Linked DNA regions of Homo sapiens: regions 2, 3, 4 and 5 are each linked to region 1. The links are chromatin contacts, found by Hi-C or POLR2A ChIA-PET in ENCODE. All regions are on one chromosome and are shown on one strand. The core of a region is the stretch at or near the end of the contact, and the rest is flanking DNA. Distances in the headings are between cores, read along the strand shown.

Region 1 (2,700 bases), core at 15-2,514:
GGTGGCTCACGCCTGTAATCCCAACACTTTGGGAGGCCGAGGCGGGTGGATCACCTGAGATCAGGAGTCCGAGACCAGCCTGACCAACATGGTGAAACCCCGTCTCTACAAAATACAAAAAATAGCCGGGTGTGGTGGCGCGCACCTGTAGTCCCAGCTACTCGGGAGGCCGAGGCAAGAGAATAGCTTGAACCCGGGAGGGAGAGGTTGCAGTGAGCCGAGACTGCACCACTGCACTCCAGCCTGGGCAACAAGAGTGAAACTCCGTCTCAAAAAAAAAAATAATGATAATTTTGGGAGGCCTAGGCGGTCGGATCACCTGAAGTCGGGAGTTTGAGACCAGCCTGACCAACATGGAGAAGCCCCGTCTCTACTAATAATACAAAATTGGCCGGGCGTGGTGGTGCACGCCAGTAATTCCAGCTACTTGGGAGGCTGAGGCAGGAGAATCTCTTGAACCCGGGAGGCGGAGGTTGCGGTGAGCCGATATCGCGCCATTGCCCTCCAGCCTGGGCGACAGAGCGAGACTCCGTCTCAAAAAAAACAAAAACCAAAAACCAAAAAACTAAGTACGTCTTTTAATCTATTTCTCCAAAGAAGCTTCTATATTCTACTTTCCAGCCAGCCCCTAGAAACAAGCAGTATACTTCTACCCAGATCTCAACCACACTCCCGCCCAGAAGTTAACTCTGGGGTGAGCAAAGCTGGCCCCCACGTTGTCCTTCCGCAGAACCTTTGGTAGGGTAAGCTCCCGGGGCCACTTCCCGCCAACCCCTCCCTGCAGCCCAGCCCCACCCGCGCATCCCCGGGCGTGGCCGAGCACGGCGCCTTTAAGAAGGGGGAGGCGCCCAAGAGGAAAGACAAAGCCCCTGGCCGCGCGCTCACCCTCCCCCTCCGGCGCACCACACGGACAGTGGTGCCCGGATGTCGGTGTCGCCGTCGGTGACAGATGGCGCAGTATCTGTATATGCGAGGGGCTTCTCCGGCTTGACCTCTTTGAGTTCTCGTCCTCTCCATCCCCCGCTGTCCCCCACTTTTAACTCTGCCGTCGGAGGCCCGCACGCCTATCACGGGCGCTTACATAACGTGACCTTTCACCTCTTCAGACTGCCCTCTAGTGCGCTGCAACCCAACTACGCGACAGGGGCAGGGGGGCGGGACCCAGGCGCGGAGCGGCAGCTCCTCCGAGCCAATAGGCTGTGAGCGCTGACCAGCTCTCCGCCTATTGGAGCATTCGCCACCGGCGCCACGGGGGAGCAAGTTAGTGTGTGCGTTGGCCGGGCCCGGGGGAGGAGGGGAATCTCCCGCCATTTTTCAATAATTTCCTCCGGTGCTGCTGAGGAGGAGTCGTGACTGCCGGCCGCCGGGACCCGAAGCGGAGGTCGGCGGGGGGCTGCTGGGAGGCGCGGCGGTGTGCGCGGGAGCTCTGCGCCGTGGCGTTCCGCTCCATGACTGTCGCGCGGCCGCGCCGGCGGTGAGGGAGCCGGAGTTCGCGCCGCCCTCTCACCCCTCCCTTCCCCCACCCCACCCCCGGGCGCCTGGCGCTCGCTCCGGGCCGCGGGGCCTAGTGCTGCGCCGCGGGGCCGGCCCCAGCAGCCGCCAGTCCCCACCGCCGCCGCCGCGATGGCGCCGCTCCTGGGCCGCAAGCCCTTCCCGCTGGTGAAGCCGTTGCCCGGAGAGGAGCCGCTCTTCACCATCCCGCACACTCAGGAGGCCTTCCGCACCCGGGAGTATCCTTTTCCAGCCGCGCGGGCCGGGCTGGGCCGGGCTGGGCCGGGGTAGGGCCTGGGGCTCGCGAGACCAGGTCAGCCGCGCATCCCCGGCCCGGGGCAGCTGTCAGCGCGCCCCGGCCGCTCGCGGGCCTGGAGGCTGAGTCTCAGCCTGCGCCCGCCGATCCTTCCAGGGGATCCGGCGGGGGGCGCGCACCGGCCCTGGAAGGAGAAGGGCCCGCTTCGGCCGCCCCCGGGGCCCCGCACTTTGTCCCGGGGCCTCGCCGGCGAGGAGCGCATCCCCCATCCCCATTACCTTCCCCGGGTTGGCTTTAGGCCTTGAGGACCCGAGAGGGAGGAGGAGGCGTGGGGAGGGGGAGCTAGGTTTTCTCCTTTAATTTTTACAAAAATTTTTTAAAAATTTAAATGAAACCTGCAGCTTAAGTTTTGAAATTGTACTCGCGCGGCCTCGTGATGCGGCGTGTGCAAGACTCAACTGCGTCTTACCCCGATCTCTGCGGGGATACTTGGCGTTTTTTTCGTCTCCCGAGGGGACTTTAGGCCGGGGATGAACTGACAGGACCCTGGGGCAGAAAACTAGGAATGAGATTCCCCGCTTAGAGGAAAGGGAGGGAAGGAAACTGCCTGTGGAGGAGCTGATGCCTGCCTTCCCTGGGCAGACACAGGTTTGAAATTTTGAAGGTTTAGAAGGAGATTGGTATTTGTTAAAATTAAACAAACAAAAAAACCAAGACGTGAAGTTTTTATGTTGTATTTTAGGAACATGAAATTGGATGTTTTACAAAGGAAGCATCCTCTCGTCATGACTAAGATTTCTTGCATAAGCATTATCTTTTAGTGAAAAGTTGTGCAGCTTTTATTTGCTTTTTTTTAATGGGTGCCAGAAGAATCGTTTTTGAGGCTTATCTGTAAAAAAAACAAAAACGATTTCGGAATCAAGCATTTCTTTGGTGACTGAAAGCTTTAAGAG
Region 2 (2,700 bases), core at 21-2,520, 2.5 Mb before region 1:
GAAATTCCTAAGGTCTTAAAAGTTTTCCTTTTTTTTACCCCCTTTCCTTTTTTTTGGAGGCACGGTCTTGCTGTGTCTCTCAGGCTGGAGTGCAGTGGCGCAATCATGGCTCACTGCAGCCTCAACTTCCCTGGGCTCAAGCGATCCTCCCACCTCAACCTCCTGAGTGAGTAGCTGGGAATGCAGGCATGCACCATCACACCTGGCTAATTTATTTTTATTTTTGTAGAAACAGGGTCTTGCTCTGTTGCCTAGGCTGGTCTCGAACTTCTGGGCTCAAGTGATCCTCCAGCCTCGGCCTCCCCAAAATGCTGGGATTACAGGTGTGGGCCACGGCACCCAGTTGGAAGTTGTTTTCCAAATGCACTTCTCCAAAGCTGGCAGCACCCACAGAACAAACTGGGCATCAGGAGACGGCACAGACTAGGGGACTGGTAGGGGATTAGGATGTCCATCCATGCAGGACCTTCCCCAAGTCCATTCGGCAACCATTCCCTGCCACCGCGTGGGTGGGGCTGGGAACAGAGAGATGAATGCCGTCCCACCACTTAGCGCGCTCTGTGGAGGGATGGGGGTGGGAGGGGGTGGGGGATTCCCCTCAACAGAAGGGCAGGCCTTCAAGGAGGAGTGGGGTTTTGCCAGAGGGGGAACGGCTTTACACACAGCCCTGGCTTTCCTCAGGGTGTGAGTTGGGACAGAGCCCGGGATGGCTGCAGAGCTCCGATTAGGGACCTCCTGGTAGGCAGGACACAGCCGCTGGAAAGTTTTAAGCATGAACATGATGGGGAATCAGCCTTGTGTTTTGGGAAGGGCAGTCCGGTGGCCGCGAGAAGGGACAGTGGAGGTGAGGCAGGGAGAAAGGAGGCCGCTGTAAAAATCCAAGCGAGAGAAGCAGCTCTAACTCCCTTCCCCAAAGAGGCTCAGCTTCCCAAGGACGAAAATGTTGCAAGCAGGTGTCACCTCCCTGCACCTTGGTTTGCTCTCAGCATGACGGGCCAGAGCCCTGCTGGCTGCACCACGCGGCTGGCACAGTCAGTGCAGTCCAGGCCCGGGGGCTGCAGCCGTCCCAGTCCCGGTCCAGGCCGCGAGTCCCGGGGCTAGCAACCGCCCTTGCATACGGCCCCGCCCATACCCCGCCCCTGTCCCGGATTGGCTGGGGTGGGGGGCGTGGCCTTTCCCCATTGGTGCCCGTGGCGGCGCGAGCCCGGAAGCGGACGGGGGCGGTGGCGGAGGAGCCTCGGGTGGGCCGGGGTTGCTGCGCCGTCCTCCACTACTGGCTACTGGCGCTGCAGCCATGCAGCCCCCGCCCCCGGGCCCGCTGGGCGACTGCCTGCGGGACTGGGAGGATCTACAGCAGGACTTCCAGAACATCCAGGTTAGCGCCGCTGCGGACGCCGGGTCGCCCCCGAGCCGCGTCTCGCTGGCTCAGGGTCAAGGGTCGGGCAGCCCTGGGTCAGGCAGTGGGGAGCTAAGGGTCAGGGGTCGGGGCCCTGGCGTCACTGCCAAGGGGGGCGAGGCCCCTGGTCCTGGTGTCCACTGCCACCACCTCCAGTGTCCGGGAACCCCGGCGGGACCCCATCGCGCTGGGCGACCTCGGCTTCCAATGAGGGCCTTGGAAAGGGGCCCAGACCCCGACCCCGTCCCTTCCCAGAAGAGAGCGGCCGCCTGAGTCACACACGGGCGGGCCCAGCCTTGGGTCAGCCACTCAGCAAACGCGCAGCGGGCAGCGCCCGAGAGGCAGCCCAGGTCGGGGGAGCAGCGTTTAGGGGGGTGTCCTCGGCCTGGATGGGGGACGCCCCAGGCAGAGGGATACCGCGCGCCGCCGAGGCCTTTGGAAGGAAAGAGGGGACTTGACAGGCCCATGTGGCTGCATCAAGGAGAACCAGGGGAGGGGTGGGACGGGTGGGAGGGGTGGGCGGGGCTAGGCCCTGCAGGGACGCTCTGGCCTGGCAGAGATCAGAGTCCCTCCGAGGCCAGTGGAAAGCTACGGGAGGAATTGTCTGGACTGAGCTCCCCAGGGCCACCGTGGCTGTTCTGTCCAGAGGCCAGGGAGGAGGAGGCTGTTGGCCTCATCCAGGCAGGGAAGAGGGCGGTGGCTGTGGGTGGGCAGAAGTGGCACGTGCTGGGGTCCGAGGGGGCGTGGTGACCCCTCCTGGGCATGAGAAACAAGATCCAGACAGAGTAGAGCCCTGGCCAGCTGATGGCTTGGTTAGCCCTTGGCCTCTCCTGGACTGGTTCCAACTGCTTCCTGTGGGCATTGAAACCCAGCTGCCCCTGGCCCTGCCAAGGCCCCTGCCATTGGTGCTTCTCCCCAGAGACTGAGCAGACCCAGTCTCCCCGCCTGGCCGCCGCTGTCCTGGCCACAGCCCCTGCTTGGCTCTCCTCACACTGCCCCTTGCCCCATCTCTAGGCTGCGCCTTCTTGAGACTCACCTACCAGGGCAAAGTGCTTGGGGAATCCTTGGGCCAAAGGTGCTAGGGGAAGGGAGTGGGGCTGGCCTTAGAGCAGGAGGCTCTAGGGTTGAAACCTGATGACCTTTAACCTGGGAAGAAGATGTCAGGGATTCCTGAGAACCTGAGCTCCTCCTGTACTGGAAGGCTAGATAGGCAGGAGGAGCTGAGAGGATAGAGGGGTGGCTCTGGGCTGCCTGCTTGGTCCAGGAGGTGGCCCTGGGGGCCTAAGCTCCAGACTCAAGGTAGG
Region 3 (2,700 bases), core at 185-2,684, 2.5 Mb before region 1:
TCCCTAAGACCTTCATCGCCTCCACCTGTCCTAAGTTTACTCATTCCCTAAGACCTTCATCGCTTCCACCTGTCCTAAGTTTACTCATTCCTGTCCCATATCAAGTGTCACTTCTCACTTATCTTGGTATCCCCTGCAGCACCCAGCATAGTTGTTGGCAAGCACAGGTACTTAATGTACTTATCTGTATACAGCTGGGCCCCCACTTCACCGCAGCGCAAAAGCATTTGGTACATTCAACTTACAATGGGGTTGCCTGTGGGAACCCATTGCAAGTTGAAAATACACAAAGTTAAACTCGCCTTTTGACTTAGGATATTACCAACTTGCGATGGGTATGGGAAGTAGCCATCAATCCAGGAGCATTTGTATTTATTTTTCAAATGAACTGGATGTACAGGAAACTCGAGAACTTCGATGATAAATTTGGATTCCCCTTTAAAATTACCTCCCTCTTGGGCGTCGTAATTAAAAGGCAATGCGAGCACCTCCTGGGTTCTCAAAATTAGGTTTAATTAGATTCACCTGGTAAAAATGCGGACCCCCCCCCCCCCCCCCGCAGTCTTAAGCTTCTTCAATGAACCCAGACGTCTGTTTTTTATTAGCTTTCTGGTGATTCTGACACACTGCAGAGTTTAAGAACCACCATTCTAGAAGATGGCTAAAAATAGCCTAGGCTCCTAGGCTTAAGTGGTCGCGGGCCAAGTCAAGCACTGTTAAGACACCTGGCGGCAGGCTCAGTCCGCCCACAGCAGGAGAGATCCTCCAAAAAGGTTAAGAGGAAGCCGTCTTCAGGTCAGAAGCGCTGAATTCTAATCCTCTGGCCAAATGACTGTAACCCTGGCCCAGTTCTCTAGCCTCGGTTTGTCCATACTATGGAATTAGGAAGTATACGATTTCTTTTATTCACGCACAACTCACACGGATGCTGCAAGGAGATTAGCTACGTCAAAGCAATGGAACGCTGCAGAAAAAAACGTAAGTTTACTTTCAGATGCAGAGCCCTGGTTTCCCAACCTTGAAGGCGTGCAAGCCAAGAGCAGGTCCTCTGGGAAATCTGGGAGACCTGGGGGAACCCTGACAAATGGACCGGCCCTGGAGCGGGACTACCTCGCCCCCTTTTCCCCGGCTTTCTCCCCCGCACCTCCAGGCCAGTGTCAGGGCCTGCCCCGGGCGCCACAGTCTCCAGCCAGTGCCGGGCATCCCTGCGGTCCAGGCTGGCCTGGAGAGGGTCAGAGCTGCCCGCGAACCGGGGACGCACGTGGCCCGGGCCGGGGGGCCTCCGCCTGCAGGCCGCCCCTCGTCTGGCCTACCTGGGCCGAGGTGCTGAAGCTGCGGCGGAGAGCAGCGCTGGCAGGCCGGGCGAGGGCGGAGAGCATGGCTGGAGCGGGAGGGGCACCGACTGGCAGGCACAGGAGCTGGTGACGGGGAAGTGACTCCAACGACCTCCACACTGCCCAGCGCCTGCTCTCTGGGGCCTCGCGAGAGTGACCGGACTTCCGGTCGCGCTCGCCTCCGGGATCTCGTGAGATCACGGCCACTTCCGGGAGTCGGAAAGGAAAGCTGTGGGACCATCCTGGCAACCCCGGTGTTTGGCTGGGTTCTAGCGTAGCCGTCTGTGTGGCCGGTGGGGGACCTGCGGTCGGAGTGGGAGGGCCAGTCTGCACCCAAGAGGTGGAAGAGGACGGGCTTTAGGCTGGAAGCGCCTTAGAGGAGCCATTTTTCCAGGTGGGGCCCCAGGCAGAGGCTCCGACAGGGAGCCTGGCCATAGTCGCGCAGCCGGGGAGGTGGAGCGCGTCCCAGACCCGAGCCCCCGACCTCAGCCAAACCCATTCCTTCTGCCCTTGGAGGCCAGAGGGGACTCTGAGCTCCGGAAAGGTAGGGTCAGGGAGGCTGAGAGTCCTTAGGCGGGGTGGGAGGAAGGGGCCATCTCCTCAGATCCGGGCCGTCGTTTCCCAAGTTGCAGAGACCCTTGGGTTCAGGTTTAGTGACACCACTGCTGATAATGGCGACCTCCAGCCCTGCAAGCTTTAGAGGACCACTATTCTGTGTTCCAGATGAGCAAATAGGTTGTAGGGACAACAACTTCCGTGGTCATACAGTTCCTGTCTTCTCTCGCCTGCCCGGCAGTGCTCTGACGGTCCCACTGTTTCTGCTTTACGAATAAAGACACTGTGGCTGAGGCCAAGTGGATTTGTAGAGTTTACGCAGACAGAAAGTCGAGTAGAATTCCTTGCTCACAATGAGTTTATTACTTAAATGTATGAATTTATTTATTTTTTTGAGACGGAGTCTCTCTAGCCCAGGCTGGAGTGCAGTGGCGCGATCTTGGCTCACTGCAACCTCTGCCTGTCAGGTTCAAGTGGTTCTCCTGCCTCATTCTCCTGAGTAGCTGGGATTAGCGCACCACTACACCTGGCTAATTTTTTGTATTTTTTTTTTAGTAGAGACGGGGTTTCACCACGTTGGTCAGGCTGGTCTCGAACTCCTGACCTCGTGATCCACCCGCCTCGGCCTCCCAAAGTGCTGAGATTACAGGCGTGAGCCACCGCGCCCGGCCTGATACATATTTTTAAAATTAAACAACACCCCCAGGCAAGGTGGCTCATGCCTGTAATCCCAGCACTCTGGGAGGCTGAGGCGGGCCGATCACTTGAGGCCAGGAGTTCATGACCAGCCTGGCTAACATGGTGAAACCCC
Region 4 (2,700 bases), core at 109-2,608, 2.2 Mb before region 1:
ACATCTATGCCGGGTGCTGTAGCTCATGTCTGTAATCACAGTACTTTGGGAGGCCAAGGTGGGAGGCTTGCTTGAGGCCACGAGTTCGAGACCAGTCTGGGCAACATAGAAAGACTCCATCTCTGCAAAAAAGATAGCCAGGCTTGGTGGCGTGCATCTGTAGTCCCAGCTACTCGAGAGGCCGAGGCAGGAAAATCGCTAGGACCCAGGAGCTCAAGGTCCCAGTGTGTTACGATCTGCACTCCAGCCTGGGCGACAGAGGGAGACTGACTCCAAATGAAACCAAAAAAAAAAAAAAAAACAAACAAAAACAAAAACAAAAACACACCTAAATTGGAGTTTAACGGAAAACTTTTAACTTTCTCCAGCACTCCTGCTAAGCATCACACTTCTCTCTGCTTGCTGGTACCCTGGCTGACGTCTGAGCAGGATGGGACGCGCGGCTCAGAGCCTAAGATAAACCGAAAGTGTCTACAGGGCTTTCTACCAACAAATAAGCTCTGACGGGTTCCTTTGATGAGGTTTGGGAGGCAGGTCCCGGGAGGTGCCCGCGGACTCAGCCCCGAACTCCGGGACCTGGGCTCTGCGATCCTTGCAGAGGGCATGGGCAGGGGCAGAATGGAGAAGTGCAGGACGGGGAAGCCTGGGAGCTGGGTGGGGGCGGCCACCCATTGAGCCGGATCCGGCCAGGCGCCCACGCTGCGCCCCGCCCGCGGGGCTGCGCTTTCCCGGGCTGCGGCCGCAGGGCTGGTCAGTCCGGCGCTCCCGGGTCCCAGGCCCGGAAGGAGCTAACGGGCTATTCGCAGGCGGGCTGGGATTCCCCCGGGGGAGGCCCCACTGCCCGGCCCGCGTCATCCCCGCCCATCTCCACGGGCCGTCGCGGGATAGCCCCCTGCAGGAGCGGGCAGGGTAGTGGGCGGCGCTTGGCGGAGGGCAGCACGCTCGGGGCGCGCGGGGACTGCGGCCGAGGGGAGGAGAGGGCGGTGCGCGGGCGGGGGCGGGGCGAGCGAGGGCATATCAGGGCAGCCCGCCCAGGCCACGCCCCATCCAGGCCTCGCCCCGTCCGCACCCCGCCCCGGCCCTGCCTAGAACGGCGGGACCACGGTGACTGACAGGACTCCAGACCAGTCACCACGCGCCTCGAGGCCCCGAGAGGCTAGTCGGGGCCGAGCCAGCGGAGGGGCTCCTGAAGGGGCGGGGGCGGGCGGGGAAGCCGTTCGGCGAGGGGCGGGGTCTCTGGAAGACTGGCAGAACTCACAGCCAATGGCAGGCGGGAGCCGTCCCGTTAGCGCCGGATCCCCGCGGGTAGGGCGGGGCGGGCGGCGCCGTGGGGATCCCGGGGCAGCCGAGGGCCCCTGACTCGGCTCCTCGCGGCGACATGGATCGGATGGCCAGCTCCATGAAGCAGGTGCCCAACCCACTGCCCAAGGTGCTGAGCCGGCGCGGGGTCGGCGCTGGGCTGGAGGCGGCGGAGCGCGAGAGCTTCGAGCGGACTCAGGTGAGGACGGGGGACCCCGGGGCATCCCTGGGGCACCCTGAGGGACGCGGTGTCCGGGAGGGGCTTTGAAGGGAGTAGGAGTCTTGCAGGCCCCAGTTGAAGACGGGGCGAGGGTGTAGTGAGCGGGGGCATTGACGTGCAGATCTGGGCGATCCCAGGAAGGTCGGGGACCCCAGGGTACCCCAGCTGGCCTGGGGAGAAGGGCAGAGGCGGGCTCGGAGGAGATGGCAGGATGCGTGGCCAAGAGGAGCCTGATCGGCTGGGTACCGGGCAGGAGTCCCAAGATGAGGTGAGAGGGGAAGGAACTGAAAAGGGGCGGAATGGAAGGGTTGCCCCTAAACAAGGGAAGCGCACGGGAGCCACTTGGAGGCTCAAGTGTGGGGGCGGAGAGTGGGGGCGCCGGGCTGGGAATGTGAAGGGTGAGGGGACCTCTCTTCCCCTCCGATCACTTCTTGGTTGCATTGACATCCCTTCCCACCCCCCACCCCTTAGCATCCCCCTTTCTCGATGCCTCTTGCTTGGCTCTGGCCAGCCCCAGCTGTCAGCTCTGAGGCCGGGCGGAAGGGGTCGGAGCAGGGAAAAGGAATGTAGGAAATGCAAAGTGTGGCCACTTTGTGGGAAAATTACTTTGGGGGCTAAAGTGGAGACCATGGTGCCCCTGAGCCCTGACTTGGGGTCTTGGTTTTATCCCCCAAGATGTGCCTGACAGCTAATAGGCAGACTGCCCTATTTGTCCTGCCTGGCCAGGGCTTGGGGCCAAAATTCCTCAGTGTCATCAACAAAAAGCCACAATCCATTTTTTTCTCCGAGTTTTTAATGCCTGGTGTATTGATTGGGCTGAATTAAGCTGACATGTTGATGGTGTTCATCAATTCATTTGTATGTAAAATCCATTTCAAAGAGTACAACGCTTCTTTTAATCCCAGTGCCAATGCTGGAGGGGCAGATTTCTTCTACACTCTTGTGCTCAGAGTGGAACCTTTGAAGATCCATTTGGGTCCCCCTCTCCAGAGGCTGGTCCCCTGATGTGTTATGCGAGGAATACTTCCCCCAAACACAGTTGGAGGGAAAGGGCTTTGGGATTTTAGTTAGAAAAGACAGTGAGAATCTGACTGAAGGTTCTGTATATGGAATCTTTCAAAGAATAGAGCTTTTGGCCGGGCGCGGTACCTCACACCTGTAATCCCAGCACTTTGGGAGGC
Region 5 (2,700 bases), core at 8-2,507, 2.8 Mb before region 1:
GCTTCTCATAGATAATTGTTGAATACATAAAGTAAATAAAATGTGCAGTCAAAACTATCAGGCCTGCAGGCATGGTGGCTCACATCTGTAATCCCAGCACCTTGGGAGGCCGAGGCGTGAGGATCGCTTGAGCCCAGGAGTTCGAGACCAGCATGGGCAACAAAGCTAGACCCCCGTCTCTACAAAAAAGCAAAACAAAGCAAAAAAACCCATGCTATCTGCAAGCTATGTGGAATAATATGAACGAGAATATATCAGCGTGACCTCAGTAGGTATGTATGTCTTAGGAGGGGAGAGAAGGGCTGGACAACCAAGCCCTAGACGCAGCCCAGTTAGATGTGGAGTAGGCTCCTGGTAGCTGAACTCAATCTTTAGCACTCCACCCTGGAGAGGAAGAAGGGGTTCTCCAGGGTCAGCCAGCAGACAGCTGCATCCTTTCTGGAAATCAACCACTGTGGCCAGCCGGTATTTGTCGTTCGTCCATGTTTTCACCTATTCAGGCCCAAGAGCCTCAAGGTGGGGTGGGGGGTTTAATGGAAGCTCGTAGGGGGTGGAGGTGACAGTCCCCAGGGTCTGGCCCCTTAATTCGGCCATCCCGCGGGCAGGCACCACACTGAGAGTCTGGATCTACAATGGACGCGCCTCCTGTCCTTCCCCCACCACGACCTGCTACGTGATCTCGGAAACAGGGTCTAGGACTGAGGCCCCTGCCCCCTCCTCTCGTAATTTCCCGGAGAATATGGGGCGGGGCGGTGAATCAGCACTCGCAGGGACTGATGCAGCCCTGATCCCCGCCAGGGGTCCCCAGCGGCCTCGGGATTCGAAGCACCCCCCCCCGTCCTCCTGCGCCTGCGCGCTATGTCCGCTGGGAGTTGTAGTCTTGACCGCCCCTTTGTCCTTGGTCTCCTCAGCGCCTCAGTGCACTGCAGGTTACACTACAACTCCCAGGGGCCCATGCGTCCGAGGGCTGGCGGGGCGGGAGGCTCAAGGGGGAGGCGTAAGGGGGCGACTGGAGAAGCTGGGGTGAGGGAACTGGGGAGTGAAGTGAAAAAAGGGGAGAGTGGGGGCGCAGTGGGAAAGGACGGGGTGCCCGGAAGACGCGCAGTGAGCCCAGCTGGGGAGCGGGGAGTTCTAGCCGCGGCCGGGCTCGGGCGGGGCATGGGCGGGGCTTGCGGACGGGTGGGCGGGGCCTGCCTTCGTCATGCGGCGTGGGCGGGGCCGCAGGGGGTTGTCCGTCAGTGGCACGCACAGCAGCCGCAGCCGCCTCGCGCCCGGTCCCGCGGTCGCAGCTCCAGCCGCCTCCTCCGCGCAGCCGCCGCCTCAGCTGCTCGCTCTGTGGGTCGGTCCTCTCCGGCACTTGGGCTCCAGTCGCGCCCTCCAAGCCCTTCAGGCCGCCCCAGTGTCCTCCTCCTTCTCCGGCCAGACCCAGCCCCGCGAAGATGGTGGACCGCGAGCAACTGGTGCAGAAAGCCCGGCTGGCCGAGCAGGCGGAGCGCTACGACGACATGGCCGCGGCCATGAAGAACGTGAGTGTCTCCTCCCCTCCCCCGCCGCTCCCTGCCCCTCCGAAGACGCGGTCCTTGGCGTGGAAGGCCCGGGGCTTCGTCGCCCTGTCGCGATGGCGGGTTGACCGCCCCGTCTCGCTCACTGAGGGGGGCTGGGGAGGGTCCCGAGAGGCGACGGGAACCCGGGCTGTGACGCGGCCTCTTTTCGGAGTCCCCGTGGCCCCGCGGCGCTGCCATTCAGGCCCGGCGCGGGCGCGGGCCGGGGCGAGGTCCCGCGGGGCTGGACTTGGGAGCGGGGTCTCCGGCCCCCGCGGCTCTAGGGGTGCAGGGGACCCGAGCGGGGAGGCGTGCGCATCCTTTGTGCCCCACTTCCCCCCTCCTCCTAGCCTGGGCGTGGGGGCGGGGGACCGCATGGATGCGGTTCCTCTTTCTCTCCCTGGTGTCTGGGCGGCGCCTTTCCCATTCACTCAGCAGGTCTCCCGGTTTTCCACCTCCCCAGCCCCCCCAGAATCTTCCCCACTGTCTGTCCCGACACATCCCTGAGAATCTTCCCAGAAACATTGTATAGGGTCTCTTGAAAACCTGAGCTCCGTGGTGCAAAATCGAAACCACCTTGCTCACGTTTTTCTTAACAAAAGGCTCTTCTTTCTCCATTCGCCCAAAGCAAGTCCTCCGGCTTTTAGGAAGGGAGAACGTTTGTCTCGCTAGCGTTTTCATTGATCATTCTCAACATGTCATCTCCATTTTATTCCCTAATGTTTTTGTATTGAAAAGGGTAGGTATTGCCTGTAAAATTAAAAGGTGGTGAATGTAGCTGACTGGTTCGATTCGTGTGACATATGCCGTTTCTTTTTTGAATACAGGCACGCGTCTGTTGAAATTCCTATAAGTTGGGGGAAAAAATATTCTGTCTGATCTGATAGTGCAAACAAAGCCGTGGTGAGAGGCAGTATCAAGTCATTCCAGAAGATTCTGCATTTGTCATATTGCAGAGAGCCTAGACTGGGTGGAGGCTGGGAGGAGTTATTTTAAAGGGGAAAAAGTCTTTTTAAAAATTTTTGGTTGTTAGATGCATCTGAGGCTTTTTTTTGTTTAAGCGAGTACATCTTCATGCTGATGAAAAGAGAATACCGATCGCCAGTTGTCGCATTTTGTCTGGGTTGCAGATTCATCCCTGTATTGCACCATTTTGTCA

What was found. Hi-C counts contacts between places; a loop is a spot of excess contacts on that map. ChIA-PET counts read pairs that join two places held with the same protein, here RNA polymerase II (POLR2A). Pooled maps may share reads with other maps.
Region 2: a loop to region 1 is called in a map of naive thymus-derived CD4-positive, alpha-beta T cell, with 5 times the contacts of the local background. The contact joins the promoter of TMEM120A here to the promoter of BAZ1B in region 1. A Hi-C loop is called at or near these places in 2 of 168 maps with a recorded cell type or tissue (naive thymus-derived CD4-positive, alpha-beta T cell and transverse colon), 1 of 37 single-sample maps with no recorded cell type and 4 of 50 pooled maps. POLR2A ChIA-PET finds 5 or more read pairs at or near these places in 1 of 52 experiments (HEK293).
Region 3: a pooled map shows a loop between it and region 1 (12-fold over the local background). The contact joins the promoter of MDH2 here to the promoter of BAZ1B in region 1. A Hi-C loop is called at or near these places in 1 of 168 maps with a recorded cell type or tissue (sciatic nerve) and 6 of 50 pooled maps. POLR2A ChIA-PET finds 5 or more read pairs at or near these places in 1 of 52 experiments (CD8-positive, alpha-beta memory T cell).
Region 4: a loop to region 1 is called in a map of naive thymus-derived CD4-positive, alpha-beta T cell, with 5 times the contacts of the local background. The contact joins the promoter of HIP1 here to the promoter of BAZ1B in region 1. A Hi-C loop is called at or near these places in 1 of 168 maps with a recorded cell type or tissue (naive thymus-derived CD4-positive, alpha-beta T cell) and 8 of 50 pooled maps. POLR2A ChIA-PET finds 5 or more read pairs at or near these places in 1 of 52 experiments (activated naive CD8-positive, alpha-beta T cell).
Region 5: a loop to region 1 is called in a pooled map, with 21 times the contacts of the local background. The contact joins the promoter of YWHAG here to the promoter of BAZ1B in region 1. A Hi-C loop is called at or near these places in 1 of 37 single-sample maps with no recorded cell type and 8 of 50 pooled maps. POLR2A ChIA-PET finds 5 or more read pairs at or near these places in 1 of 52 experiments (T-cell).

Annotation. Positions count from the first base shown.
Region 1 is chr7:73,520,857-73,523,556 of GRCh38, reverse strand. It overlaps BAZ1B (bromodomain adjacent to zinc finger domain 1B), which reads left to right and starts at 1,264. Exons shown (of 20, transcript NM_032408.4): 1 at 1,264-1,730. The coding sequence starts at 1,624. RefSeq lists silencers at 651-790, 1,141-2,020 and an enhancer at 921-1,080.
Region 2 is chr7:75,993,165-75,995,864 of GRCh38, reverse strand. It overlaps TMEM120A (transmembrane protein 120A), which reads left to right and starts at 1,270. Exons shown (of 12, transcript NM_031925.3): 1 at 1,270-1,375. The coding sequence starts at 1,295. RefSeq lists silencers at 1,029-1,478, 1,489-1,548.
Region 3 is chr7:76,046,840-76,049,539 of GRCh38, reverse strand. It overlaps MDH2 (malate dehydrogenase 2), which reads right to left and starts at 1,434. Exons shown (of 9, transcript NM_005918.4): 1 at 1,314-1,434. The coding sequence starts at 1,379. STYXL1 (serine/threonine/tyrosine interacting like 1) reads left to right here and starts at 1,540. Exons shown (of 9, transcript NM_001317785.2): 1 at 1,540-1,878. RefSeq lists enhancers at 503-1,284, 1,560-1,639, 1,750-1,839, 1,285-2,067 and a silencer at 1,150-1,309.
Region 4 is chr7:75,737,599-75,740,298 of GRCh38, reverse strand. HIP1 (huntingtin interacting protein 1) reads left to right here and starts at 1,358. Exons shown (of 31, transcript NM_005338.7): 1 at 1,358-1,498. The coding sequence starts at 1,379. RefSeq lists a silencer at 581-1,570.
Region 5 is chr7:76,357,548-76,360,247 of GRCh38, reverse strand. It overlaps YWHAG (tyrosine 3-monooxygenase/tryptophan 5-monooxygenase activation protein gamma), which reads left to right and starts at 1,257. Exons shown (of 2, transcript NM_012479.4): 1 at 1,257-1,526. The coding sequence starts at 1,440. RefSeq lists silencers at 923-1,332, 1,653-1,852, 1,936-2,126 and an enhancer at 1,182-1,828.